Regions from separate parts of the Homo sapiens genome. Here all the other regions are linked to region 1. A link is a loop called in an ENCODE intact Hi-C map of the cell type or tissue named here. Cell type or tissue: GM12878. All regions are shown on one strand.

Region 1 (8,000 bases):
TGATCTACCAAAATCAATTCCTCCCACCCTTATAATTCTAGCTGCTTTCTCTTACAGGCATTGTTACATTTTGCCCTCTGTTAAAAAATTATTTTATTCATCTCTGAATCCTCAGTATATGAGTGAGCATGAGAGGCAAAGTCGTCAATATAAGCATAAAGGGTCAGGGTTGCTGGAGGGACAGTGACCCTGCACACTCTGGTGCACACTTGCAGGTTGGAGGCGGCCCTCTGGGCCCTGAACTAAGAAACCTAGAGAGTCCCAAATTTGAGAAGAGGTTTTCCGGAGGTATTTGCTTTTCATTTACGCCCCTTTTCAGAAGTCTTGCTAATTTCAAGCAGTGTACTTTATAGTTTCTTGTGAAAATATTTTCTCAGTAGTATTTTCTGTCATTAGTCCAAGTAAGATTAATTAAAATACATGCATGTTTGGCCTTGTTAAGCAGTTTTGAGACAGATTATTCTAAGATTAAATCTGTCATGTTTAAAGCAAGATCACAGATAGAAATTGTATACTTTATTGATCAACTGTATAGTGTGTTAATATGGCTTTTAATTGATCCTTCTGAAAAAGGGAGGTTACCAGAAAGAAAACATTATAGTTATTCTTATCACCCTCTTCCCCATCCCATGAAGTTTTAGTGGGATCTTTGAATCACAAGTTGTCATGGATTCAGTTCTTTTAATTTTTAAATTTGCCACACATGCCTTTCAATGATTGACATCCCATCGCTCATTACAGGATGGCTACCAAGTCTGGAAACATGGATAAATTCACAATTGATGAATTATTGATATTACATTAAGATATGTGATAAATAATACACATTTATTTCTAGACTTTGTGGTCACCCTCTATAATGAATATTTTTCCAAGTATAATAAACACATTGTTCAAACTGTTCTTAAATCCAATTATAGTTCTTCAAGACATGTATTTATTTTCTGCTACTACTTTTGCAAATGTCACAGGTGTAATATGTGTTTTTTAAAATTAAAGTGAGCATTTTGATACACATTTAAACTAAGGCTTATTTTTTCCTGAATACTAAAGTAACACATGCCTATTGTGAGGAAATTAAAAAATATAAGAATGTACGAAGAAGGGGGACTGTCTTGTATAGTGAATTACCAAGTAATAATCATCACTTGTGTAAGTATAGTTACAGTATTTTTCTATGGGTATATTTTTTCATATTTAGGATTATATTTTTATAAAATGTATACACTTTTTCTTGATAATATGTCATAAATATGTTTCCTTATAATTAAAATACTTTGCAGGTATACTTTTAAATTCTTACATAGTTGTACACAATATAGGATATGTATATTTCATAATCAATTTAAATATTCCTCTATTTTTGAACATCTAGGTTGGTTCGGACATTTTACTCTTATAAAGAACATAGCAATAATGATCTTTGTATGTAAAACTTTCCTGGTCTAAAGCATGTACATATTTTTAAGGCTCCAAGTAAAAAATGCCAATGCATTTTTTTTTTAGCAAGATGGGACTAATTTATAATTCTACTAATTCTAATACTGAGAGTACTAACATAATACTACTAATACTAATGCCAAGAATAAATGATATTTATATTAAAAATAATATATTTATAAAATAGTGTCAATTTATTAAAAGAAAGATAACACCTTGTCAGTTTAATTGATAGGTTGAACACTTTTTTCTTAAATGTACTTGCTACTTATATTTCCTTACCTGTGAATTTCTTGCTCATGTCTTTTGTATAATGATATTTTGGTGGTCATTTATCAATTTAAATTAAGAATGCAACCCTTTGCAATATTCATCATAAATATTTACTCAGTTTTATATGTTTCTTAATTTTTGAATGACACTTTTTAGATACATATATTTTACATTTTTAGGAAAGCAAATACAGTGATTATTTTCCTTTCTGATACCTTCCAATGCTTTCAAGTTTAGAGAGTCCTCCTGATCGAGAGATCAGATCTTCGTCTTTTAAAAAATTAAGTTAAATTAGAATTTACACAGAACTGTTCACTCTCCCATAACTTAATTTGGAATGTGTTTTTAAATAAGATTTGGAAACTTAAATAAAGTCTTTGAGCTTAAGTAAAAAATAATATGTAATGATAAATTTCTGATAGCGCTTGATGATTCTGATCAAATGATCAAATTCATCTAGCCAAATTTGCATTGTCTATTTTAGACTTTAAGGACCAAATTATGTCCATATTCTATAGATCTTTAGAAGTAGAATGAGTTTTGAAGAAAAGTAACTGCGAGGGCAGTTATTAGGTGCTCTGTCTGAGTCCCGTTTCTAAGCTTGTTTGCAGCTATTGCACTTGATTTTAGAGTGAAGCTCTGTAGTTATTATTGGGCAAGCTGAACTAACGCAGTGGTGAGTCAATGGTCACTGTTCTTGCAGACATGAAATGAAGCTTAATTTTCTGAAGAAGCCACTGTCACTGATGTGAAATGGCATTCTAGTGACATTTTCTTCTCAGAAGTTAGTGCTGCTGCCTGTGTTCTGAAATTTAATCTGAGGCCCAGTGGGCAAGTGCTCCGACAGGAGTTAAGAATAATGAGTCATCCCAAGTGCCAACATCTGTTTCAAGTTGGAAATTGATGCACTGTTATTTAAAAACAGGGCTTCTGGCTTTTCACAAATGAACAATTAGCATCTCACTGCTTTAAGAATTTGAAAAATGTTTTTATTTTGCCATCTTATAACTGACTATATAGTGGTGAAATTCTCAAAATTATTTTGAATTTGTGGGAAGAACATTAACGTTATTTGCTTTCTGAATCATTTTTCCCTGGAAATTGAAATTAATTTAAAGGAAATTGTATAGGTCCAGGCACATTTTCAATGAGTGTCACTGAAGATGACAGTTTTATGTGACTAAATTTATGACTCTATGACTCAGACCAGGAGTTGTTTCTTTGGTTGGTAAGGCTAAGTCCCAACCTCAGACCCTCTGGGGCCGAGGTTATAGAATGACTATTGTACAGATGGAACAAGAGTGGGAAATAGTCCCAGGCAGGGAATGGCATCTCCATTTCATGATGAACTTCCTGTCACATTTTATTTCCCAGGTAAGTGGCAGTAATCATAACACTTTAATGAAGAAAATAAACCTTAGGCATGGAAAGATTCCAAATATTTGTATAAAAAGTGAAATGTCTACTTAATTACCCAACCACTTTTAAATAGTCAGGTTTGAGGTATTATGCAGATGAAATGTTTGAATTAATCTCTTTGTTTTTATGTGCCTGTAGTCTTAACATGGCAGATTAATAAATATTTTTATTGATTCTATTCTTGATTGACAACTTATTATTTTCATAAATATGGATTAACTGTGAGAAAACCGAACTACTGATAACTTCAGATAATGAGTTCTGTTTATTATCTTCAGCACTCCCTATCACTCACTTTACCTATTCCACTGTAAATATCTTAAGAATATTCTCAGGGGCCGGTCACGGTGGCTCACACCTGAAATCCCAGCACTTTGGGAGGCCAAGGCAGGTGAATTGCTTGAGCCCAGGAGTTTGAGACAAGCCTGGGCAACATAGTGAAAACCCACCTCTGTGAAAAATACAAAAATTAACAGAGTGTGGTGGTGCACACCTGTAGTCCCAGCTACTTGGCAGGCTGACTTGGGAGGATTGCTTGAGCCTGGGAGGTGGAGGTTGCAGTAAGCTGAGTGACAGAGCAAGACCCCATATCAAAAAAAAAAAAAAAAAAAAAAAAAAAGAATATTCTTAGAAATCTAGTTTGTAGAGAGAAAAATTCTAAAGCTCCAAAATAATTATCAACTTCGCTATCTAACTTCAATTACTGTAAAATCTATTTTATTAATTACTGGTTAAATTTGCTCTAAATTATTCTAAACAAAGGATTTCAATACTAGCAGCTGTGAATTAAGCTTCAGGATCTAGAATTCATTTCAAGATGTGTATATGCTTGTTTGTGCACATTGTACCTTTTTCCTTTCACTCATTTACAGGTATTAAATTCCCTAAGGATGTTCCAGAGAAGTTTCCATTATTCTTTCAGCAGTTAGAGAACTGCTTCCAGCTGAGCACCAGCTTATCCCACCAGCAGGAAAAAGTTTGTTCTTCCTATTATTCTAGCCGTTCACTCATCAATCTTGCTTTAGCAACTTGTTGGGCATGAAAAATTGGTTAGATGAAAGTATTCTCTTGCTTTTGGTATATTTGTTGTCTTACAGGCAGCAATAACAATGACAACAATAAACAGAAAACTAGAGAATTTTGAATATATGCTCTCTCAGGAAAAGTCTGAAAGAAAAAACAGTTATTTTTGGTGTGTTTTAAGAAGCAGCAGCGAGTGTTAACCTTAATAACAAGCAGAGAGACGCTCTATAAAAGAAAATATTTATTTTCTTGAAATAGGGCATTGCAAAGGGAATATGTGTGCCACAGTAAACTATGTGCGTATTCAGGAAGGTAAAAGAAGACCAGGATTTTTAAAAGAAAAATGATAAAGTTTACATAATTGTTTTAAGGTAATTATCCTTGGCTAAAAAAGTCAATAACCTTGCTGGTCTGAGGTTGGACAGGTAGTTGCTGGGCAGATGTCCTTGCAGAAGTATATTTTTGTGTAAAGTTGCCATGGCCTTTGTGCAAAGTTGTGGTTTTGCAGCGTCTTTTGTGATAGTTCTTGCTATTAGTCATTTATGCATGAGAACCCTTCCTTCGTGGACTTTCCCAGCTCTATTTGCCAGAATTTTAAACACAATTTACTCCATTTTGACTCTGACAATGTTCACAGGAGTGTGGGCATTGAAGCAGACTAATACTCTAATTTTTCTAGGTTCAAGATTGAATTTAAATTGACTTAAAATATAAAAATGAAATTATCATTTTTGGGGGATCTGTACAAAAATGCTATTTGTTTCTTTCAAAGGATACTTGGAAAATAAATCTGAAAGTCAACATTTATAGATTTTTCTATAGCTAGTGGAATTATCTGTTTGCAATCCAAACATCTCTGGGGAATTAAAGAAATTAAGGAAACAACCCCATTTACAATGGCTATAGAAAGGACTCAGGAAATGACTTAGCCAAGGAGGTGGAAGACTTGTACATTGAAATTTAGAAAACAATGATGAAAGAAGTTAAAGCAGACACAAATAAATGTAAAGATATCCCATGTTCATGGATTGGAAGAATTAATGTTAAAATGTCTGCACTACTCAAAGTGATTTATAGATTCAATGCAATCTCTATTAAAATCCCAATGGCATTTTTCAAACAAATAGGAAAACAATCCTAAAATTCATATGGAACACATGACCCTAAATAGAGGGATTTCCAGCAAGAAGGGCAAAGTTGGACGTATTGTACTTCCTGACTTCAAAATATATCCCAACACTATAGTAATCAAAACAATATGGTACTGGCATAAAAAAAAAACCAGACAAATAGATCAATTGGAACAGAATAGGAAACTCAGAAATAAAATCAAGCATATAACATCAACTGATTTTCAACAAGGGTGCCAAAAATACACAATAAGGAAAGGATAGTCCCTTCAATAATTACTGTTGGAAAAACTGGATAAACACATGCAAAAGAATGAAATTGGACTTACAGCATGCACAAAACTCATGTTGGATTAAATGGATTAAAGACTTAAACATAAGACCTGAAACTGCAAAGCTATTAAAAGAAAACATAAGAGAAAATCTCCATGACATTGGTCTTGGCAATGGTTTCTTGAATATGACACTAAAAACAGACAAGGAGGACTACATCAAACTAAAAACCTTCTTCACAACAAAGGAAATATGGAAAATGGAAAGGCAACCTACAGAATGGGATAAAATATTTGCAATCATATATCTGAAAAAGGATTAATATCCAAATATATAAGAAAGTCGAACTCAATAGCAAAGATAAAAGTAATCCAATTAAAAATGGGCAAAAGATCTGAATAGGCATTTCTCCGGAGGAGAAATGACCAGCAGGTATAGGAAAAAATGCTTAACACTACTGATCAGGAAAATGTAAATCAAAACCACAGTGAGATATCACCACACATATGTTATGACTGCTATTATAAACAACAACCCCCCCCCCCAAAAAAAAAACCCAAAAGATAACAAGTGTTAGTGACTATGTGGTAAAAAGGGAAATCCTTATATACTATTGGCGGGAATATATATTGGTGCAACCATTACAGAAACAGTATGGAGATTCCCTGGGGAAAAAAAAACTGCCATGTAGCAATCTCACTTCTGGGAATATACTCAAAGGAATTGAAATCAGATTCTCAAAGAGATAATTGCATTCCCATGTTCATGGCAGCATTATTCCCAGTAGCAAGATATAGAAACAACCTTAATGTCCAAGCAGACACATGAATAAAGAAAATGTGATATTTACATAAAATGACATATTTTTTAGTCTTAAGAAAATCTTGCTATCTGCAACAACATGGATGAACCTAGAGGACATTATACTAAGTGAAATAAGCCAGGCACAGAAGGACAAATGCTACATGATATCACTTATATGAGGAATCTAAAATAGTCAAACTCATAGAACAGAGAGTAGAATGGTGGTTTCCAGAGGTCATGGAGAGAGGGAAATGGGGAGATTTTAGTCATAGGGCACAAAGTTTCAGCTATGCAAGATGAGTAAGTCCTAGAGATATACTGAATAGTATAATGCCTATAGTTAAGAATACTTTATTGTACATGTAAAAATTTTCTAGGAGAGTAGATTCTACATTAAATGTTCTTATAAAAATATATACAGACAGACATATATACATGCATACAAACTTTTGGAGATGATGGCTATGTTCACAGCATAGATTGTGATGACAGTTTCATAGCTGTATGTTATCTCTAAACCCATCAGGTTTATTCATTAAACATGTACAACTTTTTGTGTATCAACCATACTTTAATAAAGTGGTTTAAAAACTACAACAGCTGGTTTTCATTTATTATATATTTGTGTTTAGCAAAGTAATAATAAATTTGTGTCAAACACAAATATATAATGAATGAAAGCCAGCTAAATTGTAGTAATGTAAGAAAAAGTTAAGGGAAAATACTAGAATTCTATAGTCCTTTCTATGAAACCTTTGGAGCAGATGCATTCAGATATTGGAAAGACACTGTGGTGCATATACTGTGTACTATGTTCCACCCTTAGTAGTTTCTACAGCAATGTTCTTTATCACTTTACTGTTTCTGCAGCAAAACCTGTAAGCATTCATGCTAAATGAAATAAAATAAAGTTATAAATAGTATACATTAGTTCAGGTTAAGTTTTACCACCCAAAGATTGGAGATAAAAAACAACAATCTTACAGATCTCTCAGAGCTTTGGATTTAAGAATTCTCAACATGGTGTTATAAATGGTATAAGACAACATATATGCACAGCTTGGTTGATGATGCTTGTACTAACAGGATCAATGACAGAAAATGTATACACCAGCAAGTGAAAATTATATTAGCTCTCTCTTACAGTGTGTCTCTAACTTTCTATTAGTTGTTTCTCATACGTTCCATCTAACCCTCAAAGCAGCTTTGCACATTTGGAATAATTTATCTCATTTTGTAAATAAGGAGGCCGAGGATCAGAGAAGTCAAGTAATTTGCTCAAGGTCAGATAAATCAGACAGATTCAAAGACAAGTTTTTCAAATTTCAGAAGCCTTTGCTCTTTCTATAGCATAATAATAAGCTAGTGAAAGAAGGCATATTCCCTGAATCAGCTGAGAAACAGGATCCTAAAACAGGTTTTCAGATGCTTGCTACCAGGCTAGATATTTTTCTGTCTGTTAAAAATCTCATGAACGACTATTTCTTTATGGTAGATATTAACAGAATAATCTCAACCTATATACAAAGAAATAAAGTCATTACGTGGCTCTAACATAGGTATTCAAACAAGTGAAAGATGTTCAAGCCATACCATCTCAGAAGGACGAGTTTAAGCATCTTAAAGGCATCGGGTATC
Region 2 (8,000 bases), 73 kb before region 1:
CCGCTGGGGTATGAAAAAAAAACAAAACTCCTGCAGCTAGCTTGGTGTCTGCCCAAACAGCCATCCGGTTTTGTGCTTGAAACCCCAGACCCTGGTGGCGTAGGCACCCGAGGGAATCTCCTGGTCTGTTGGTTGTGAAGACTGTGGGAAAAGCATAGTATTTGGGCCAGAGTGCACCATTCTTCACAGCACGGTCCCTCACAGCTTCCCTTGGCTGGAGGAGGGAGTTTGCCAACCCCCTGCACTTCCCGGGTGAGGCAATGCCCCACCCTGCTTTGGCTCACCCTCCATGGGCTGCACCCACTGTCTAATCAGTCCCAATGAGTTGAGCCGTGTACCTCAGTTGGAAATGCAGAAATCACCTCCCTTCTACATTGGTCTTGCTGGGAGCTACAGACCCGAGCTCTTCCTATTCGACCATCTTGACCAGGAATACCATATATTTTTTTTAACATTTTAGATTTGGGAGTACATGTGCAGGTGTGTTACATGGATATATCGTGTGATGCTGAGGTTTGGGCTTCTATTGAACCCATAACCCGAATAGTAAACATAGTACTCAGTAGGTAATTTTTCAACACTTCCTTCCTCCCTCCCCTCTTTCAGACTTCCCAGTGTTTTTTGTTTCCATCAGAAAGAACTTTCAATATTAAAGCCATACTTACATTTTTTCTCTCCTTTAAAAATAGCTACTTTCAACTTTTTCCAAGTTTTATAACTGCATAATAAGGCTTACCATTTCCTAGTTCAGAATAAGTTTGCAAACACAATGCCTGGGGGTGCCATTCATGTTGTGAATAATCATAATCCTCATGGCTATCCACTCTTCCCTGCAAGGAATTGTGGAGTCCTTACTGTATTACTTCCATTCCTTTAGTCAGTGCCCCATTTGGAGGTCAACTACCTCCAGCACCCCACTGCCTATTACCAATTTCCATGTCAGTCTCAGTGGCAATCAGCAGAAATGGATTCTGCTTAACTTAAGCAGAATTGCAATTTATTGAAAGGGTGCTGTGTAGCTCACATAATTGTTGAGAAGGTTAGAGTACAAGGTTTGACAAACAGTCAAGAAAAAGGAGGCTACACATCTAGAGCCATAGCAAATTCTTGCCATGATCACATGAGTAAGATCCGCTAAAGCGACTGCTACTGACCACCGGATGTCACACTTTGTAGCAGCAGCATTGCTGCACCTGGAAAGTGGATGCTGATGCATCTTCTGCGTCCCTCAGCATGATTTCTTGTCCTTGTTTCACTAGATCACAATCTTTAATGCAAAAATAGATAGGTGCATCTGATTGGCTTAATTTAGTTCATGTGCTTAAGCTTTGCTTTCAGGGAGAACCATGAAAGGAGCTTTTTAAGTGTTTTCAGCTTCTATGAGAAGAGGTTGGCTCTGCATTCTCCAGAAATTTTAAAATGCAGAGTTCCCTATACATGGGAAGGAGATGAGGACACTGGGTCAATAAAAAGAAATGACATGTCTATTTCAGTTGAGTATGCATCTGTTGGTTGCATTTGCTCTGAATTCACAAACTAAGGTTGTATTTATAGCATTTTGCAAAGTTCTACAGGTGGCTAGGTAATATCAACTAACATTGATTAAATGGACACAAAATGTTTTTAAGTGATACTGATAGGTAATCTCCAATTTGTAGACTCGTCAAAGTAGATATTATGATCCTAATATTATTGAAGATGATCACAGTAACTATAGTAAACTAGGATTTACTGAGTGTATACTACAGGACACTCCCTGTGCTCAGTGCATTATCTGCGCAGCCTCAATCAGTCTTCTGAGTTTATTGTTCCTGTTTTTTCATGAGGAAATTGAAGCCTGAGAGCTTGTGCAACTTGCCTAAGATTAAACAAGTAGAAAAAGTTAGAGGTAAGACTGGAATCTGGATGACTCCATTGCCTGGACAATTACCCCTGTATCACACTTCCAGAGTACCTTCATAAGGGCTGCACTAAAGTCAAGTGTTGGCCTTGAGTTTGGCTCCAATTTGTAGTTCAAGTTTGCTTTGACTTTGGGCTTTGGAAGGCCAAGTAGCTAAAGGCTCATTGTAGTGTCATTTGTGGCATCCTTGAACTCTCCATGAACAAATCATCATCACGTAGTTTTCATTGTCTCTAATCAATATAATCAACATTAGTAGTGTGAACAAAACTTGTCATTTGTATTTATTGTCAGTGTCTGAATAGTCACATTCAAGCATAATAACCATTTCAAATGTAATGTGAACATTTCCTTATCAGCTAAATGTTTAAATTCTCTCAGTTGAAGTATTTATTATTGTAAGACTAAAATGCTTCAGATTAATGGGGATTGTTAGAGCTATTAACTTTATGTAGCAAAACAGTTGTTATGAACTTTAAAATGGTCAAATAAAAACCTAGATTGGTAGTTACCATGAATTAGTAGATTCATGAGTTAGATAACTTTACAAATGTTTATAAAATTTTAAATAATAATATAAGAGGAAATAAAATTAAATTATACCATAATTCTCTTCACTGACTTGTTTGGTATACTGCCATTTATATTTTCAAAATATAATTTTTAGGAACTATATTTAATTTTCAGTGATTTAATTCTGTTTAGATCTTGAGTCTTTTAAGAACAAAAATCCTCTTTGGATTTTTTTTTTATTTTGAAGGAAACATTTTACAAAGTGAAATTTCACCTCAAAATTTTACAAGAAGGAAAAACTAAAAAATTGTATACAATAATATCCAGAATGAATAATCCTTGACCAAGATAGAATAAAGAATGTAAAAGATTATAAAGAAAAGAAAAAAGGATTAGGGAAAAATGAGACACCTCAAATGCATAACATTCTCACTAATCAAAGCTTAAAACAATAGACTTTACCAAAAAATAAGATTTTTAAAAATAATTTTCATTATATAGAAGCTGGAAATGAAACAAAAAATGGTGAATTGATTGTTCTAGAGTCTAGACTGCCCATCACTTTTAGTAGTTGAAGGTTTCTTTTAGGTTTTCCAAATCTATAAATTCAAAGGTACAAAGTTCTTTGTAAAAGACATGTTTCTGAAAAAAATTTTTTCCATTATATTCTGCTGTTCATGAAAAGGTTAAAAATGTTATTAGATGAACAATTTGAAAGTGACTATTCACTATGGCAATTTTTTGGCTAAAATTTTATGTTTATTCTTTTATTTTAAGATTTTTTTCTTTGAGAGCTATATTTCACTTTGGTCATCAAATTTCCAGGCAAATATTGTTATTAGCACTTGAGCGTTCATTCAAAATGTGTATATTGTTTACACTACTAATGGTTCCTGTCTATCCAGAAGACCAGACATGCATTTCTTAAAACTCAGAAATAAGAAAGTGCTTTCCAGGCATGGAAGGAAGGGCTGAAGCTCAGCCAACACCAACACTTAACTACTTCTCTTTTTCAGGAATGATTTTCTTCATTTCCAGTGTACTGGAGAGCCACTGGTAACTTTTGCTTCCTTGCTCAACCCAGAGTACTACTCATTAATTGATGAGCATTGAAAAGCTTTTGAAGGCTGTCTGAAACAGAGCTTATGCTATAAAAATTGGGGTTCCCTCTGGGGGATGTATCACTGCGCCATTAAACTTGGCCACTTGGTGGCACCAAAAAGTAAGAGCAGCACTGTACGGAGGTAACCAGTGTCTACTGCGTTACAAAGAAAAAGTAAAAAATAAACAATCACTTCTTGGAAAAAAAAAAAAACCCTCTGAATTAAATTGTTTTCTTCCTTTGTAAAATTAGGGGTGGCCAGTGGTGGAGGAAGGGGGATTGTACCAAAGAGAAAGTCCCTTAAATTCCTTTAACCTTGACATTCTATGACCCTCATGTACTGTGAGTTCCCAGTATGCTCTTTGTTAATGAGACTGAAAATGATGGTAACAGGCAACACTTACCATGTGCTTATTATGTGGCAGGGCACTGAACTACGTGTGTCATAGAGATTAGCATGAGTTTATTTTTCTTTCTTATTTTACATGAGAATTGTATAAATCCTCACAACACTATAATAGTTATTATTATTATTATTTTACACATAAGGAAAATATATAGAGGCAGAAGGACTTCTACATAGCCAGTAAGCAGTGCAGCTGGGATTTGAACTCCACAGTCAGTCTTCAGAGTCAGGGACTTCATTGCAACACTCTATTTCTGAATGACTCTTCTTATTTATAAGGGGGAGGTTTACTTCCATTCTTCTGGCCCTTAAGAAAGGAAAAACTGTTAAGGAAAAGCCTCCAACACATGCATATCCTACACAGATATGTAATCCATTTGAAAAATAATGCTTATTACTACAGCATTACCATTGGGGAATAAAAAATGATGTTCACTTACTGTACTTATTTCCAAATTTTAAGTTGCAACCCTGTCTTTAACAATTCAGAAGCACCAGAGTTTTGGTCAGGGACTCCCTTTGGAGTTCAACAGTGTTAGTAACATTTTATTGTTAGCCCATGGTCCCTGGAGAGCGTAATTACAGACCTGCAGTTTTTAAACAATGGAATGAAATGATTTAATACGGGGAGAAGAGGGGAAAAGGACAATGAGAATTAGAAAGTGCTGGAAATCACAAGAGAGGTAATAAGGGCTCAGACTGAAATGGCAGCTGTGATATTAGAGACAGAAGATGAGACACAGCACAAAAGAATAAAGAGATCTGATGAATGAATGACTTGGAGATAAGAGCCAAGGAAGAAATTCGCTATTTCCTTACTAGAGATGACTGGTGATGGTATTGTGAGTAATTCTCTGTGTTTCCTGCCCAAATGGCTGAGGCAAATAATTTTGGATAATAAGTAGAACATATCGTTAGTGGCATATGTCCTTTGGAGGCAAAACAAAACAAAAAATAAATAAACCCAACAAAAAACCCAACTGTCCACAGAATAATCTACTAAAAAAATGATCAAGTGCTAGCCATTAAAAATACAGGTTGTTCAATGTCCCTTTAAAGTTTTTTGTTGTTGTAATTTCTTGGCTATAGGGGGTGTATTTGTGGGAGCTCTTGGGGGCTATCTTAGAGGGTGCCAACAACAAGTGGTTCCTGTCTTTTTAGCTAGTTAACCAGTTTGCACAACCATCAATCAAATACACATGGGAAGCCCTGTGAGAGACCAAAATCAACTCAGGAAGCCCATTGCTAAAGTTGCTTAAAGTACAAAGACAATGTTCCATTTTTAGGAGAATAGCTTTGCAGATTCTTTTCTCTTTCTCTTTCCTCCTAACACACGAATTCTGCTGTTTTGCTAAGTAAGTGTCTATGCTGGAAAACTGATGCAGTGGTGGGGTGAATAGCAGGAGAAAAATAGAAGGTTGGCAGGTTTGTTGGAAGAATGAAAAGAAGTTGACCATTGAAGCTGCGTGGCTCTGCAATTTGATTTCTTGCTGGGATGCTCTGATCAAAGATTTGTGGGCATTAAGGTAGTAACTACTGGCCAAGATTTTGGGTTGGGGATTATCTGTGAATTTCAATTATCTATTATACTTCTTCCCTGTCCTCCATTACCAAAATAATGGAAATTTGGCTACATAAACAGAACATATGAAAGCTAGAATACCACAATACCTCTTGCAATCAGCTTTCACACTTACCAAGTAGGACAATGGCCTTTGGATATATGGACATAAATCTTATTTTATCCTTTTCTAAGATTCTCTGCATTAACTGAAGCTTCTGCCCAGTTTGAACAGAAGATTATTGAACTGGAAGCTTATTGCTGTTTGTGGCATTTTTGCATCTCTGAGAGGCATGCAGGCAAGTGGTAGAAGGGAGTCGTAGACCACTCTGGTAGGGGCACTATCTGTCTGCAGGGAGAAAGGACAGATCAGCAGGCAGGGCCTTCCTTTCCAAGGAGGGCTTTTGGTCCTGATCTGGAATGGGTGGTGGAGCTGGGGGTAGGGAGTCAGGATGTGATACAAGGCTGCCCTCTAATCGGAGGACTTGGATGGAATCTGTTGCTTAAGATTTATTGGCAGTCATAGACACTAACTAGATTAGTGCGATTATTGAATATAGGTAACATTTCATCTCATTGTCAAAAGAGATAATAATCACCTTATCAATAATTGTGATTTGGTGGCTTTGTTTTGTTTGTATAAGAAGTTGAACAAAGATAGATAATAATCCCTCTGGCATCCCTTACCCCTAATCATTTTCCTGGGTGTACCAAAATGGAAGGTACGCTCATTAGAGGTTATTCAAATGCAATATTTGGTGTCATTTCTTTCATTCAACAAATATTTATTGGGGTCTACTATGCTTGGGACTCATTGCTAGGTAAGGACTGACAACTAGACAGAGGTTCTTACCTCAGAAACCTTTTTAAACCTTTTGGGAAGAGTTTGATTATATATACATGTTATATTAGTCAATTTTCACACTGCTGTAAAGAACTGCCTAAGACTGGGTAATTTATAAAGGAAAGAGGTTTAATTGACTCACAGTTCTGCATGGCTGGGGAGGCCTCAGGAAACTTACAATCATGGCAAAGGTGAAGGGGAAGCAAGGCACATCTTACATGGCAGCAGGAGAGAGACAAAGTGAGCAAAGGGGAAATGCCACACTTTAAAACCATTGGCTCTCATGAGAACTCACTCACTATCATGAGAACAGCATGGGGAGAGCGCCCCCATAATCCAATCACCTCCCACCAGGTCCTCCCTTAACATGTGGGGATTACAATTCTAGATGAGATGTGGGTGAGGACACAGAGCCAAACTATATCACATGTAATGGAAACAAGCCACGGAGTTGCTCTATTTCACTGTTCTCCCAGATATTTGAGAATTTTCATTTTTTAAAGCCTTCTTTATGCTTCTTAACTTATTCTGTCCTTCCTGCTGCTGCTTCTCCATGTTTCTCCTTGGCTGGGTCTGCTTTTCTCCTTTCCTAATTGATTGAGTCATAGCTGAGCGGCTCCTTGCTTTGTAAAGTTCTGTCATTGTAATGAGATATGCACAATATACGGATGCTCCAACTTCACTACTGAAAAGCTACGGGAAGACACAGTTGTTCTAAACTGAAGTATTTTAAATGTAGTAGAAGAGCTTGCCCTTTAAAAGAATCTTCTTTGCAATGAATCTTTTGATAAACAGCATCTTTTGTTATGTAAATAATGATCCTTTATTTCATCTGTTGGCAAGATCTAATTTTAAGGCAGGATGAACCTCCATTATATTAGAATAAGATTACAAAACTCATCACTCCAAAAAGAATTTTGTTGTAATAAAAATCGTTTGTAAAACACAATTGTCATGTGATTTTAAGGTTAAATGATGAGTGTGGAAAGTAGGTGGTAAACAATGGGATCACGTTATGTGCTATTTTAAGGCCCCAGAAAAAATTTTTGTGTTTAATCTTTTGGAAAAATTACTCCAGGAAAGCAGTGATGAAATATGAATATGAATTGGTATGTTAAAATGAGAGTGAACTCTAATAGTACATATTTCTAGTGAATCAATATCTGTCTTTCTAATACGGTTGTTATAGTCATCAGTTTTGCTGGTGGTGAATATAATTGTTGGGAAAGTGTTAGTGGAGTAACGTGTGCAGAGGCCTGGAGCTCTTCAGGGGCAGACAGTCACATTTCTTAGAATTCTTAGAATTTAGAGTTCCCTAACTACTGTCATTTTTTTGTGTGTGACTCTTCTTTGAAACTATTCTGAGTGTTATCTTTCCTTTGTACATCTGAGAAAAGCAAAGTCTAGAAAAGTTTCAAAATATTATCTTCTAAGTCATTTGAAAGAACCTGCATTAATTAGAAGTTGAGTTGTCTGTTTTTCTGTTTCAAATCTTTTCCTTAACAAAGAAACACAGTGGTATTTAACAGCTAATCAGTATCAGTCTGTCTGTGTGGTAATATGCATATGGACTAGGGTATGTTTAGTTTTGCCCAATTATGAAAAAAGACTTTAGTTGAGGATATAGAGTTAACAAGCTAAAAAACTATTTAGGATCTCTAAAAGTACTTTATT
Region 3 (8,000 bases), 64 kb after region 1:
CTAACACCGTGAAACCCCGTCTCTACTAAAAATACAAAAAATTAGCCAGGCTTGGTGGCGGGTGCCTGTAGTCCCAGCTACTCGGGAGGCTGAGGCAGGAGAATGGCATGAACCAGGGAGGCAGACCTTGCAGTGAGCCAAGATCCCGCCACTGCACTCCAGCCTGGGTGACAGAGTGAGACTCCATCTCAAAAAAAATAAAAATAAAAATAAATAAATAAATAAATAAATAAAAAGAATGGCTTCTTAGTGTTGTCATAAGACTTGTGAGAATACCCACGTAAAAGCACAATGTGAATGACACATGCTAGTCATTGTATTGCTCTTGGTGTGCATTGGTCTCGGTATGTTTCAATTGTGAGTCATATTATAACCAACATTCTGATACACAGTTTCTGCCCTCATACAAATTTCATGGATTCTCCATTCAATAGGGTCCCACAATTATTGAACTCATACTTGTGTTATTCCTCTATTCAAGAATTCACATTACAACCGGGGACTTTAGATTTGGATAATTTTAATAATTAATATTTCTTGAGTGCTTCCAGTTTATCAAACACTGATTAGCACTGCATATAATGTAATCTCACAGCCATCTTGGGAGGTAGCTTATCTTCGTTTTAGATGAGAGACTGAGGCTTAGAGAGGTAAGTAAGTTACCCAAAATCACATATCTTGTAAATAAGTGTCAGACTTGGCCCTTGAACCCATGTCTAATTGACTCAAAAGCTAAAATGTGTGTTACACCATTCTTTGGAGTCTCTCAAGCCATCAAATCAGAAGTCATCCTAGATTGTTCACTAGCTTCCCCCCTTTATCACTTCTTCCTCTGTCAGTCACTCACTGAGACTTGTCCTTTACCTGCCAATTGTCTTTCCCAGTTCTTAGCTCTTCTCCTCCTGTCACTACTGCCCACTACTGCCCATGCTGTCTCTTTTGATTTTTTCAATAATGAACTGATCTACCTGTGCAAGACTCCTTCCAGTCCTTTGTCCACAGCACCAACAGAGAAATCTTTCTAAAATGACAATTCTGTTCTCCTAGTAGTTCCCCCATTCCCATAGGGTAAGATCCAAGCTTTTGAGTATGACATACAAGGTGTCTGTCTTATCTAACTTAAGTTTCCACCATTCTCTCTCTCTACCTACCTCATCTTGCTTGAATTTTTAACAATATCAATCTAGTTCTATTGCATAATGAACTATGCTGCTCCTTCTACCTGGAATGTCTCCTTGACCCCACTGCCCCGCACTTCTACTCCGTGGTACAAGTTCAATACATCTTTCCAAGTTACTCCAGACATCACATCCTGACCTTCTCTTTCCTCATATAAAATTTAAAATATCATTTGAACTGTGTCTTTGACTTTGTATAAGATTCTGTTCTGAAGTTACTCTTTTGTTTTAACATGTCTGCCACCCCCATGACTCTCATTGATCAAAAGTCACTGGACTGCAGATTTAAAAAGAGTAAATTTTATTAAATGTAAATTGTACAACAAAAAATCGTAACTATAAAAAGAAACTTAAGAAACATCAATCAAATGTAGTGTGTGGACCCTATTTAGATCCCAATTTAAAAAAATCATCTATCTACAATTTTTTGAATAATTAGAGAAATTTGATTATTCACTGGGAATTCAGTTAAATTGAGGAAATAACGTTAATTTTGTCAGCTATGAGAGAAACATTGTAGTTGTGGTTTTTAAAAGTCTTTATCTGTTTTATATGTAAATGGAAGCATTTATGGATAAAATGATATGATGCCTGGGATGTTCTTTAAAAACACCTACAGAAAACATGAAGAGGTTAGGGAGATTAAATGAAACAAAACAAAACTGCAACATTTCTAATTATTGAAGCTGGGTGTTGAATACATGATGAGTTCATTATACTATCCGCTCTACTTTATGTTTGCAATTTTTCATAATAAAAGTTAAAACTCTAAAAAGAGATACTAATGAACAAACCAGCCCCCTATGGTCCATCCCACTAGCTACCAACAGCCCTAATTCTTTTAGCACTTTGTCTTCCTTGTGTCTTTGCCGGGAAACAATAACTGTGACGCTATACAAGCACTTGCAGTCTCTGCTCCTACCTCTGGGCTCATGACCAGGACAGGTGCTGTGGTTTAGCCTTTAGCCAGAGACTCTTCTCATACCCAACAAGGGTTATTGCAGAACATCACCCTTTTCAAGCTGTTACATTCCCCTCCACTCATTCCCAACAGATGACCTCTCCTCCTACTTTATGGGACGGACTCTGTGATCTTTATTTTTCCCAAATTAAAAATAAGAATACTATAGTACATCCAGACCATGGAATATTATTCAGTGCTAAAAAGGCATGAGCTATCAAGCCATGAAAAGACATGGAGGAAACTTAAATTCATGTTACTAAGTGAAAGGTGCCTACCTGAAAAGGCTACATACTGTATGATTCCAACTACATGACATTCTGGAAAAGGCAAAACTATGGAGAGTAAAAACACCAGAGGTTGCTGTGGTTAGGAGGTAGGGAGGGATGGGTAGGTGAAGTACAGGGGAATTTTAGGGCGTGGAAACAATAATGTTATATTGGTGAATATATATCTCTATACAGTTGTATAGAGATAGACTGGTAGAAGGTACAACACAAAGAGTGAACCCTAATGTTAACTATGGCCTTTGGTTAACATTGATGTGTCAATGTTGGTTTATTAGTTGCAACAAATATTCCACTTTGGTGGGGGATATTGATAGTAGGGAAGACTGTGCGTATGTTGTGGGAGGGGTATATGGGAGCTCTCTGTACTTCCTGCTAAATATTGCTGTAAACCTAAAAATGCTCTTTAAAAAAAGTCTCCTAATTAAAAAAAAACTGTACTGAGTTAGAATTTTGGGGGACTGTTGGGAAGTCTTGATTGTGTTTTGAAATGTGGGGCTATGAGATTTGGGAGAGGCCAGGAGCAGAATGATATGGTTTGGCTGTGTCTCCACCCAAATCTCATCTTAAACTGTAGTTCCCATAATCCCTACATGTCATGGAAGGAACCTGGTGGGAGGTAATTGAATCATGGGGCAGTTACTCCTATGCTGTTCTCATGATAGTGAGTTCTCATGAGAACTGATGGTTTTATAAGGGGATTTCCCACTTCACTCTGCACTTCTCACTTCCTCTGCCATGTGAAGAAAAACGTGTTTGCTTCCCCTTCCACCATGATTGTAAGTTTCCTGAGCCTGAACTGTGAATCAACTAAACCTCTTTCCTTTATAAATTAGCCAGTCTCAAGTATGTCTTTATTAGCAGCATGAGAATGGGTTAATACACATAGGATGTGCAATACTTCAACGGGCTCTAGGGATTGAGACACAGTTTATTCCTAGCCTCTACCTTTAAGATATCTCCATCCATTGATCCATCCATGCAATAATTACATCTTTTAATTCATGCAATTGATTTTTATTAGGTTACCTGGCTCTGTAGTTGGTTCAACAGGAAAGAGTACAAAGCAATCATAAAAATAAAACACTAGGAATTCCAATGAGCTCACTACAGAGTCATTTGACATGCTTCCTTTATGCCCCAAGTATAACCCTAATTTTTCAAACCCCTTTATTTAGGGAATGAGCCATTATTTCTGGCTTGAGACATCAAACAACACTTTAAGAATTCTTGCAATTTTTCTGCTAGGAGCAATAAATGGCATTGCATCCAATGTATATCTAAATAGGTTGGATAAATATTACAAGCACCGAGTGTATACATTTAAGCCTGGACTATGCACAGAAGAGAGAGTTCTAGGAGAGTGGCTTATACAAAAAAAAACAATGCTGCAAATGAAATGATTTGGTGTTTTTTTTTTTTTTTTTCTCATTATAAGTTACTCTAAAAACCCAAGAAATTGTTAGTGCCTGACCTAGAACTCTAGCTCTCTCACCTAGGAAAAAACTTGATGTGTCTTTATTTTAATCACTTGTACACTGGACTTGAAATGTACCAGGGCTTCCTGCTGCCAAAAATTAATTTGCACATGCATCAGGGCATGTACTGAGTGCATGGCCTGGTTTCAGGAGAAATGTGCCCGTGGTTATTTTGTGAGCTAATGTGAGCTTGTGCATCAGCACAGGGTCTGTCATTGGCTGGAACACTGGGCTATGACTCAGAAAACCCCCATTTCTATTTTTACCTTTTTACGGCCTTAATATGTGACCTCAATCCTTTAACCCCTTTCTTCCTCAGTATTCTCACCTGTTTTATGCTTTTCCCTTTACAGAGGATAAATAAGTTCATGAAATATTGCTTAATAGGAAAAATACGTGTTTCGTTACAGCAAAAATATTGATTTTTATAAATCAGTTCTATAAACAAGTCCTTTGTAAGCTGCCTTAAAAATGAGATGTCACAAAGGAACATGAGGATCTGCCAAATGGTATGTGAAGATAATCCTGGTAGTCACTGTGATAATTGTCCCTGATATTATTATTATTGCTCTTAATGCTGAATTCTTGGTGCTTTAGTATGGGAAATGTCACAGTTTGAATTTCCATCTAATTAGATATGTTATTCCTGTAGCAACATAATAGGAAGGAAGAAATTATTTTATTATATGTATATGTGTATATTCCTTCTCCCCTTCTCTCTCTCTTTTACACAGGGAGGAAAAATAGCTTATGATCAGTGTGCTCAGAGACAGAAGTATAAGGGTGAGGAAAGAGTCTTTAGGAGGGAGAAAGAGATGATGTGGCTGTTCCCCTGGAACTTAACAACTGGGAACTCTACTGATGAGTTTCCTCTCAAACTTAAGCAATAACATAGAACCTGATTCACTCAGCAATCAACCTCAATTTTCTAATGGACAGATACTAATCAAGTGGATTTTCCCCTTCCTTGTATTTGTTTAAAAATTATGAATGACCCTTCCCTATGAGCCAGGTCCCACTCAAGGCACTGAATAAACATAAATTAGTCTTTCTTTAGAATATAGCATTAGGCTATGTTTAAAAATAATATATAGTCCATAGAATTCCAAGTGTGGGCTTTGACTAATGTGTCTAATACAGGAAATGGGTTTGTATTTCTTCATTCACCTTCTCTTTGCTATGAACATTTCCCACTTGTAACCATGGGGGTTCTTTGCCCGTGGTGCAATGCAGAGCCACACCAACCCAGCCTACACATTCTTGGACTAACATCATGTTTTTTCTCTGACCAAAGGCATGTTAGGCACTGGCAGGCATCTAGTTAGAAAACACAGAATGCTGAAACCTAAAAGTATCTAAAAGTCAGCTCAATTCCACTTGCTTTTATTGAGCCCCTGACATTGTTCAGGAACAATGATTTGTTGAGGAACAAGAGGTGAACTGATTTGATTAAGGTCACATGGCTAGTGTCATCAATAAGACCTATATATATTTACTTTTATTAGTCTTTACTATGCCAATGAATTAAGCTTCTTTTATGTCCAAGGATATATATTTAGTTTATTAAATAAAGGTTCAGGCCAGGTTCCTCATGACTCTAATCCCAGAGCTTTGGGAGGCTGACGTTGGAGGGTTGCTTGAGGCCAACAGTTCAGACCAGCCCACACAACATAGTGAGACCCTGTCTCTACAAACAAAATGTAAAAATTATCTGGGCATGGTGGCATGCACCTGCAGTCCTCGCTATGTGGGAGGCGAGCCCAAGAGTTCAAGGCTGCAGTGAGCTATGAGTGTGCCTCTGCTCCAGCCTGGGTTACAGAGTAAAAAGAATGACATAAAAATAAAAATAAAAATAAATAAAGACAAGTTGGAATGTAATGTAAAAACTATAACTTGGTGATTAAGGACCTGGATCAAGAACTGGGCTGCCTGAGTTCAGATTCTGATGGTACGACTTAATGTGATAACTTGGGAAAGTTATTAATTGAGATGAACTTCTCAGTTCCTCCATCTGTAGATAGATAAATAATAATAACAAACTCAGGGATTTTTGTAAGAATAAATAATCCATATAATGTAGATAGCACAGTCTCTGGCTCTGTGTAAGCAGGAAATAAAGCAAGGTGTATAGCAAAAAGTAAGTATTTGTTTTCTTCTAGAGTATTTTGGTACAAGTCCAGTTAAATCACAGAGACATTCTAATGTTCACACAAGTTCTTGAAACTTGGGCTATAGATGTTATCTCAAATATAAAATTCAAAGAGCTGAAAGAAATTACTCTGAGAAATGTGTGGAAAGTTCCTTGAATGTTTGTTTATTTAAAATACATACTTGATTTCTGGACCCAAGCCCAGAGCAAATTTTAAATGACATGTAAAGAAACACAATAAATCTAAATTTAGAAGAAGAAAGGAGAACAGCAAATGAGGACAAGCTCTCAGCGAGAATTCCATTTATTTTCTTTTTTAAAATCTCTAGGGGCTAAACTCATCTCCCAAAGTTTTACACTTGGCCTTGATAATCTGTTTCACTGCCCTTCAGAACACAGAAATATGGCAAGACATATGAATCCAGCCTTTCTGCAGATCAAATAAACACCAGTGACAGATTTTGCATTTCTCCATCTTATTCTCTTGTCTGAGTTTGGTAGATCAGTTAAATGTCACTGGAGCCAGCTCTAGATTACAGAATGCAATTCTGAAGCTGCCCTGGGAAGGGAACTCTTCCACTTTGTCACTCACCTCTCTGATGTGTTTTCATTTGCTCTGCCAGGCTCAAGCGATTCTGTCTCCCTTGCCCTCATCCTCTCCGTGGGCTGCCATTGTGTACATACTCAAGTCTAAATTGCAATGTAAGTCATAAATCTCAAGCTACAGTCCTTTTGCATTATCATTTTCAGTTCCTTTCACCTTGACCATTATGCAACCTCTACATGAGTTTTCAATATAGAATATGAGTACACATTGGCCAAGGAAATGCACAAGCTAATTATGTGAGTGGTTCTTCTTTCTACTGAGTGAATTTATAGATAAGTAAACATATAGCCATCGAAACTGCTCTCTTTACATTTTCCTTCATTATAAACCTTGAAACTTTAAAAAGCAAAGCTTCATTTAAAAAATTCACTTGCTTCTCAATTGGAGAACCAAACAAGAACGAATAGGAAAAAGAAAAACGAAGAGGAAAACACCAGGATTTTACTTAATTACTTTGCTTTGAAAGAAAATAAGACTGCTAAGAAAATAAGAGTAGTCTCTGTAATACATTTTTGTAGTGCATTTTTCCCCAGGAAATAAATATTAAACAATGTATTTGCCCAATGAATCAGGGTAGAAGCAGAATGGTGACCAGCTATATCTGATGACAGTGGCACATGTGGCCTCTATGAGCAACTTTCTCTTCCATTGTTTTTTAAGACACTCAAATCCTATTTGTGCCCTTGGCAGGTGTCCAGAATTCTATGGCATATACACGTTATGCCCTCTGCCCTTATTCTATTATCTATTCGCATTTTTTTCTTTTTGTCTCAACTTCTTCATGTATCTTTTCCTGTTTGTGTGTTTTCTTAAAGACATTACTTTTCAGAGTGAAGCATGAATGAATGACAATTAAATGAATAAGCTTCTCAATGTGATGTACAAATTTGTCTTGCTTTCACATTTAGGTTTTAAAATTAATCAAAAACAACTACATTTTATTTGGTAATGACATAGTTCCTAAGGCAATTTGTGTTTAATTCATGTATTTGCTGAGTCCTTGCTTTGCAGCAGGTTCAGTATTATGTGCTAATACAGTGGTATATAAACACACATGGTTCCCGACCTCATGGTTCATACAATCTATATAAATGAAGCCTTCTACTAATCAATTACTACATCTGCATCAGTATTTTCTCTCAACATAACTTTATTTACTTCAATGTACCTTGCATGAATATGTGTTTGTTTGTATTTGTGATATATGTAGCTATTACATTATGTAGTTACTACATATGTAGTATTTACATTAAGCTTGTGTAGATTGACAGAGAATGCAGCATGCTACAAAATCTTCCACTTTTCTGCTGAAGGTTGCTAGAATCATTAATATAGAAATT
Region 4 (8,000 bases), 110 kb after region 1:
TTCCCCTTTCTCCATACAGTCATCACGACAGAACATCTATATAAGTGCCTCGAGATTTGTACCTGGGATGTGTTTTAATCATGTATGATAAGGTGACTGGTGCAGAACAACTGCCTTTGAAAGAAAAGTTGTAGTACTCAGAGTCCCCAAGAGAAGGGGGCATATGCCACACCATGCAGGGTCACATGGGGAAGCACCAGGTCAGTCGGAAGGCAGGAAGAGGAGGGAAAACATGACCACAGGCCTTTAATGTGGTTCCCACAGGAGTGCAGAACAGGGTGAACAGCTGAAGATTGGGTAGTTTAATTTTGGTGGGCTCTGGGCTATAGAGATGGTTTCTAGTCTTCTAAAACCTGGCCCTGGAATGATTCAGGGCAGGGAAACATTGGCTTGGTGTGTCAGTTAGATAAAGGAGACCGTGGGGATATCTGGATTGGTTAGTTTGCTTATGAAAAATGTGTTGGCAAGGTGGGGGAACGGGGTGGGAAATCTTGTGCTATTTCCAGGAATTAGCTGACCCCTGGAGGGGCAGTCTCTCCATATTAGCAAGACTCCCCAAGATATCAAAGCATCGTAAGATATAGAAAATAAAAAACCTGATTAATAATTTGACATGCTATTTACTTCAAGAAATAAAAGACATTGTTGTCAGTTTTCTAGCTTCAGCAAAGATAGCAGAGAGGGATATTGCCTTCTTTCCTTCCTGTGTTCTTTCTTAAACTCGAGGATGAGTCGCTAGTTTGGGAAAGGAAGGAGGCTGAGATTTACTAAATGCTGATTCTGTAATCTAATTTGTGACTAATGAGGGCAATAAAGAGTGATGAGACACATCATCAGGATCTTCGGGATGATCCTATTAGAACAAGTTTCCTATGGCATAGGAGGGGCTTCTGTGAATGTTTATTCTACCATTTCTGTTACCAGGCTTCAGAAATGTCATCTGCCAAGTACCATTTAATTTTCCCATATTTCACTCTCCCTGAGGACAGGGAATGGATGAATAATCTTTTTTTTTTTTCATGTGATGAGCAAAACAGATCCCTTAGCCCTGACCTTACTCATTCAAATACCAAATGTACTTTATTAATTAAAAAATTATACTTAAAAATATACACAGTATTCTAAGATTTGTACTATATTCTTACTTGTCAATAATAAGACACCTAATGAGCCTATATTTAAGAACCATCATCAAGCAAACCTATTATTCTTAAAAGGCTACTGATGTTTTATACAACCTGCCTGAAAAATGATTTCATTTAGATTTATTTCATCTGTATCTTTACATATGGTTTTAGTTGTAATTATTAAAGCTGCCATCTAATTCCGTATATCATTTTTGTTTTCATAATGAAGAAGTCTATTTAGTTAGCAAAATGGTGGAAATGTTCTTTATGGTAGTTAATAGCCTCTGTAGGAAATATTAATCAGCCTAACAGACACATGAATCTGAATGCAATCTTTTAATAATTTTCAAGGATAATTTGGTTTATGAAAGGGATCTGAGGATATTATATGCCCATAGGACATTTTTGTCTAGCACAAATAACAAAGTATTAAATGTAATGCTTTTAATCCAACTTTTTCTGCAATCCCTTTCTTGAAACAGTAGTATTGTAAAAAGAAAATGAGAGTCAAAAGACTTCAGTTAATATCTTGTAACCAGCTGAGCTGTCTTAAGTAGATTGACCTCATTGGAATTCAGTTTTCTCATTTTTTTAAATGGAAAAAATAATCACGCATAATTTGATGTCAATGTAAGGATTAAGTAGCATAATTTATGTAAAAGTGCTCTGTAAAACCCTTTAAAAGTGTTAAAGATTATGATCACTCTCTGAAGTTTCATAAGGCATTTGGGCTTTTTTTATTTTTTATTTTTGAGACAGAGTCTTGCTCTGTCACCCAGGCTGGAGTGCAGTGGCATGATCTAGGCTCACTGCAACCTCTGCCTCCCAGGTTCAAGCGATTCTCCTGTCTCAGCCTCCCGAGTAGCTAGGACAACAGGTGGGTGCCATCACACCTGGCTAATTTTTGTATTTTTAGTAGAGGCGGGGTTTCACCATGTTGGCCAGCCTGGTCTCAAACTCCTAACCTCAAGTGTTTCACCTGCCTCGGCCTCCCAAAGTGCTGGGATTACAGGTATCAGCCACCACGTTTGGGCACATTTGGGCTTTTGGAAAGATACGTTCCATATCTTTCTGCAACAATTATTATCTCAACAATGTCCCAATCCATTGTGCTTTTTGCAATCCCATAGTCAGTTCACATATATTATTGATTTTATCTTTAGTTTGCCCATCTGTCAAATAGGGTGGATTTTATTTTCCTTATTTTATAAAAGAAGAGACAAAAAGAAACTGCTAGTTAAGTAACAGTTCTATCATCTCAATTAGAGTCTAAGCTAAGACTTAGACCACAGGATTTCCACCCCCCTCAGTCCCCTGCTCTTCTCTGAGGTCATCTGTCTGTAAGAGCTAGCAGTCCTTGCTAGTACCATCCTCCAAATGATTTTCTAGGTGCAGAGTTAAGAAAAATATCTTTTTCAGGGATGTGACTGCTTGCTTTTTGGCTGTGAGAAAATGTCTTTTCTGGGACACAGTGTAGCCAGGAGCAGAAAGGCAGGCACTCCTCAGCACTGGCTGTCCCCTGTCCCCTGGTGAGTCTGAGCCATCTCTTGGGTGGCCAGATCTATACTGTGTAGAGCAATTGTGCATGTCCTTCCAAACTGTTAAATAAGTCAAGTAAAAATAGATGTGTGGCAGCATTCTTCTATCCGACAAAACCCTCTCTGTGTCACATCACCTAGCAGCACACATTTATTGAGTACTTTGAAGGGGGATTGGGAAGCTGACAGGAAACAGGTGGTCTCTACCCATGCTGTGCCAGCTGGGCTGCTCAGGCACAGGACCAGAGAAAACTCACTGGACTTGAGCCTGGGTTTGGATCCTTCGAAGATGATGCTGCCAAGTTTCCAAAGGCAAAAGGTTAAGGGCAGTGTTGCTAGAGTTGCTGAAGCTGGAATCTAGGTCAGTACTGAGTGTAGGAGGAGGGCGTAAGTCCCAGTATTTCCAAGAGTGGGGTCTTATAGGTGGATGCACAGGAGGAGGTTAGGTTGGCAAGGTAGGAGACAGCATGAGTAAAGAGATGCAGATATTCTCTCAGTAAAATGAGTATTACGGGGTACAGAGGTACTTGTGGCCATCAGATCATAGAAGACTTGAGTGTCAGGTTAAGAAATTACTTCGTCTGCTAATTCATCATATCAGAACATAAGTATCAATACAATTTCCTTACAGTTCCTTTGAAAATATTACTGGTCATGCATTGTTACTCAGTGGATTAGGAGAAGGGAGAGTCCTCCCAAATAAAACCATCCTACCTGCTGGCACCCTCACAACCACTTTTTCCAGCAGAACAGGCCGGATATCCTAGGTTTTCCATTTGATGATGAGTCATGATAATTGCCTCAGATGAATTTAATGTGTCACAAATACCTGGCATAGACTCATTTCTATTTCTACTGAGAATTTGTTTTTTCTGAACCTTCAAATGTACCAGCTCATTTGTCTGATTTTGGTTTGCAGGGGGATGCTGGTTTAACAAATTGCCTCATTAGTGGTTCTATAATGGGAACACTTACTAATGCTGCTGGTTTCTTCCAGGTGCTGAGACACCTTGCGTTGTCACAGCACTGATGTGAGTCAGATACTAACAATGGTGTCCTTTGTTTTTATGAGAGATGAAACTGAAACACTTCTCATGATGTCGCTAGGTAACAGAATATATCTGCAATTTTCACTCTATAGGCAGACTCTCTCTTTCTTCCTATTTGTACTCATAGATTTTAGTTATCCATGGAGAAAACAGCACTAGGCATAGATTCTGGACTCGAGGGGCCTTGTGTCTACCACACAATAAATGTAGATCTTTGGTAAGTCGACTTTGCTGATTTCTGCCCCAGTTATATTATTGGTAAAGTGAAGAATTTGAAAAGAATTTAAGGTGGAGTTTCCCTTCATTATTCACTCAGCAAACATTTATTAAGTGCCTACTATGTATCAGGAACAGGGCTAATTCCTGGGAGTATAAAGCAGAGAAAATGACAGTCCTTGCCCTCAACATGCCTCCTGTCTAGTAGAAGGATCCCACACATGCTACAGAGAACAGTTAGTGAAATTATGGAATAAAGCTCAGGGAACTATGTGAATGTAAAATGAATGCACCAAAAATTGAGGATACTTTCTGTATTAATCTGTTCTCACACTGCTATAATGAACTACCTGAGACAGGGTAATTTATCAAGAAAGAGGTTTAATTGACTCACAGTTCTTCAGGCTGTACAGGAAGCATTGTTGAGGAGGCCTCAGGAAACTTACAATCATGGTGGAAGGGTAAAGGGGAAGCAAGTACCTTCTTCACGTGGCGGCAGGAGAGAAAGAAAGTGTAGGGGGAAGTGTCACATATTTTTAAAACATCAGAGTACGTGAGAACTCACTATCATGAGAACAGCATGGGGGAAATCCACCCGCATGATCCAATAACCTCCCACCACATCTTGCCCCCAGCATTGGAAATTACAATTCAACATGAGATTTGGGTGGGGACACAGAGCCAAACCATAACACTTTCTCACTGTATGAACATTGATGGCAAGTTTGAGTTCAGACTGCTAGACTGGCTTCTCTATTAGAACATTCACAACTCAACACCATTGCCATGAAATAAAAACAAGGATGTTGGATATGTTAAAAGGAATAAAAATCATTAAAAATTGCACAAAGTTAAAAAAAAAAAAAGCCCAACAGCTTTTTAATTCACACAGGAAGCAACACCTAGTGGTCAAGACTTCATCCTTTCAAGAAGTCACCTGGGATTAAATCCTAGCTCTGCTTTATTAACTTGATTATTTATGCAAGTTCATCTGTACCTTATTTTCTTACCTATAAAATGAAGAAGACAACCTATCTCACAGGTTTGTTGGAAGTAACAAGTGAGACAATAAAGGTTAGGTGTTTTATAGGCAATTTATAGACCTCATTTATTTTTTAATTTATAAGATTTCAACACCTTTTTGTAGGCCCTCAAAGTAGGACAAAATGGCTTTTATTTATTTATTTATTTTTGAGACAGAGTTTCATTCTGTCACCCAGCCTGGAGTGCAATAGTGCGATCTCGGCTCACTGCAACCGCTGCCCCGCTGGGTTCAAGCGATTCTCCTGCCTCAGCCTCCCAAGTAGCTGGGATTACAGGCATGCACCACCACGCCCAGCTACTTTTTGTATTTTCAGTAGAGATGGGGTTTCACCATGTTGGCTAGACTGGTCTCCAACTCCTGACCTCAAGTGATCCACTTGCCTTGGCCTCCCAAAGTGTGGGATTACAGGCGTGAGCCACCATGCCAGGCCAAAAATGGCTTTTAAATTTCAGTTGTCTTTAATACACATTGCTGGAAATTCTGTCTCATTTTTCTCTACTCATCAGTAGGAACCCTGAGTTGATACAGAGCTGGCTGTTAAAGTGGTGTTAACAGTATCGACATTGGTCTGGGCTCTGTAGCTTTAAAATAAAGAAACCAATTAGTACCTTAAGAAAATAAGATGGTCAAGAGTTTCTATATATGGTAAAATTTGTCATGGAAGTTCTAACTGGGGAATCACATTTGCTATTAATACTCTCCACCACCGCATCATAAAGATCAAAGTGCTTCCCTTCCTTGGATTGCGTAGGTGGCACTCCCACTGTCGGGTTTTATAAGACACACACTGTCAGCTGTGTGAGGTACAATGGCTATTTTCCTAGGGAAAGGAAATCTCAAGGACCAGCTGCATAAACACAAGAATGTATAGATATTTAATTCAACTTATGGCCTCCAAAACCATTAGATTCTTATAGCTGTACCTCTGTTTCATGTTACAGCTAAGTAGCTCACTCTATAGCCCATCCATGGAGACATTCTATTCTTTCTCATTAAGCACCAGGTAAGCCATCTATATTCCAATTGGAAAGCGCTTCTCTGCAGATGTTTTAAACATGATCTGCCAGGTCTGTCCTTTCCAGAGGCCCATTTGTGCCCTCTCTAGCTATAGATACCTACCCAGAGAGGTCCCCTAAAATGGAGTACTTCCTTGTTTTGTAAAAACCTTCCTCTTTTCCATCATCCTTCCTGCCCTCACTATCTCAAAATAGCAACTTTTACAAGCCAATCCATGTTAATTCATTTTTAAGGATGAGGAAACTGAACCCCAGAGCGTTTGTGAATATTGCACCACTTCTCATGGTCCCTGAGTCAGTACTCCATGCTTTTGCCACAACCCCGTACTGACTAGTTATCTGACAGTCTTTCATGAGGTCTGAAACATGTCTGAAACTTTTGCTTGTGTTAATATGAGAAGTCAACATTCACACTATAACTAGAATAAAGGGTGACTAGCCCTACGAGAGATTAAGATATTAATTATAAAACTACAGAAATCATGACAGCATGGTATTAGGGCAGGGATAAACAAATAAATAGAATTAATTAAATCAAGGAACAGAATTACATAGATATCACATTACAGAGCAGTGGGGAAATGAATCAAGAAATAGTCCTGGAAAAATTGGGTTCTATCTCAATAGGATGTATTAACTTAATAGGAGGTAAATAACTTGGAGTCCTACTCCAGCCAATGTTCACAAATGAATTCCAGGTGGACCAAAGGCAGAAATATGGAAAGTAAACATTTTATATTTATAGATGTCAGAGAATACTTCTGTTACCTTAACATGGAAAATGGGTTCTTAAAAATACCCAAATATAAAGACAAATAAATATTAAAATTTAAAACTTCTTCACAACAAAAGACAACATAGACAGCTCAAAGGCAAAGCATAAATTGGCAGAGGGTATTTTCACACATTAGGCCCCACAAAGGAGTAATTACCAGACCATAAACTCTTTAAAATTTCTAAAACTCAATATGAAATAAATGTAAGTAACCCACTAAAAATGAGCAGCAAATACCAGTGGCCAATTCAAAAAAGAAGAAAACACTAAAGGCCAATAAATGTGAAAAGTTGGTTATCCTTTCTGTTGTCAACTCCAAAACAGCCAATCCTTCAAGGTGGATCCTGAGCGACTAATTGGGCTTAAATTCAAAATGCAGCCAAGTATCCATTTGCTGACTAGAGACCACACACATATCCTGCATTCTCAGAAAAACCACAGGCTAGGGGAACTTTGGGACTCTCATAGCTATCTGTTCCTGTTTACACTGCCTCAATCAACACTGCCAGAAAGTTCCTGGACCTAACCACTAGATTCTGGCACCTGGACCTAACCACTAGACTGTAACCTGTGATAAATCTTAACATCAACCAATCAGAACAAATAATCAGCCACCCCTTATTTGCACAGCAGACAAGCGGAAACCTGGGTGACAACTTTCTCTATAAAAAGCAACTTCTGTCTTTGTTCTGGCGGAGTGTACCTCTGTTTTGTACTGAAGGCTGCATCTCCCTGGTTTGCAAACTGCTTGCTGCAACAAAGTCTCTTTAATTTAAAACATTTTTGTTTCCTTTTCAGTGGATTTGTTAACACTATTAACTAAGGAAATGAAAACTAAAATCACAATAAGATGTAATCTCACACCCTTCAGATTGCTAAAAATGTCAGTCTGACAATTCCAAGACTTGGCAGAGATGTAGATCAACAGGATCTCTTACACACTGCAAGTGGGAATCTATATTGGCATAACCAACTTTGGACAGTAGTTTGGCAATATTTAGCTAAGTTGAAGATGCATATATCTTCAACTTGGCAATTACATTCTTAATACTATACCCTGGAGAAATTGTTGCACATATGTACAAGGAAACATACACAAATGTTTATGGCAGGATTGTTTGTATGGAAAAAGTAGCAGACTACCTATAAAAGACTATTAATAGAAGATCAGGTGATTACATTGTGAATCTTCATGGACCTGAATGTTGTACAGCAATGAAAAGGAATGAATAAG

The links. Peaks named below come from ENCODE experiments on the same cell type or tissue, not always from the same donor. Only the 100,000 strongest peaks of a DNase experiment are listed, where the experiment ranks them.
Region 2: a loop joins it to region 1, with 2.0 times the contacts of the local background. A loop is called at or near these places in 2 of 110 quality-filtered maps.
Region 3: a loop joins it to region 1, with 2.2 times the contacts of the local background. A loop is called at or near these places in 3 of 110 quality-filtered maps.
Region 4: a loop joins it to region 1, with 4 times the contacts of the local background. A loop is called at or near these places in 2 of 110 quality-filtered maps.

The regions. Positions count from the first base shown.
Region 1 is chr6:130,620,955-130,628,954 of GRCh38, reverse strand. No RefSeq gene overlaps it. Among named protein-coding and RNA genes, the nearest start is that of SMLR1, 200 kb to the left of the region's middle. RefSeq lists a silencer at 2,477-2,771. In GM12878, no CTCF peak of the experiment used is centred here; DNase peaks (open chromatin) are centred at 2,954 and 4,694.
Region 2 is chr6:130,693,746-130,701,745 of GRCh38, reverse strand. No RefSeq gene overlaps it. Among named protein-coding and RNA genes, the nearest start is that of SMLR1, 130 kb to the left of the region's middle. RefSeq lists an enhancer at 1-10. In GM12878, a CTCF peak has its summit at 3,621 (motif pointing right); a DNase peak (open chromatin) is centred at 3,635.
Region 3 is chr6:130,556,511-130,564,510 of GRCh38, reverse strand. No RefSeq gene overlaps it. Among named protein-coding and RNA genes, the nearest start is that of TMEM200A, 190 kb to the right of the region's middle. In GM12878, no CTCF peak of the experiment used is centred here; DNase peaks (open chromatin) are centred at 301, 3,190, 4,070 and 6,770.
Region 4 is chr6:130,513,234-130,521,233 of GRCh38, reverse strand. No RefSeq gene overlaps it. Among named protein-coding and RNA genes, the nearest start is that of TMEM200A, 150 kb to the right of the region's middle. RefSeq lists enhancers at 2,872-4,071, 7,098-7,247. In GM12878, no CTCF peak of the experiment used is centred here; DNase peaks (open chromatin) are centred at 3,663 and 7,273; H3K27ac peaks cover 564 bases.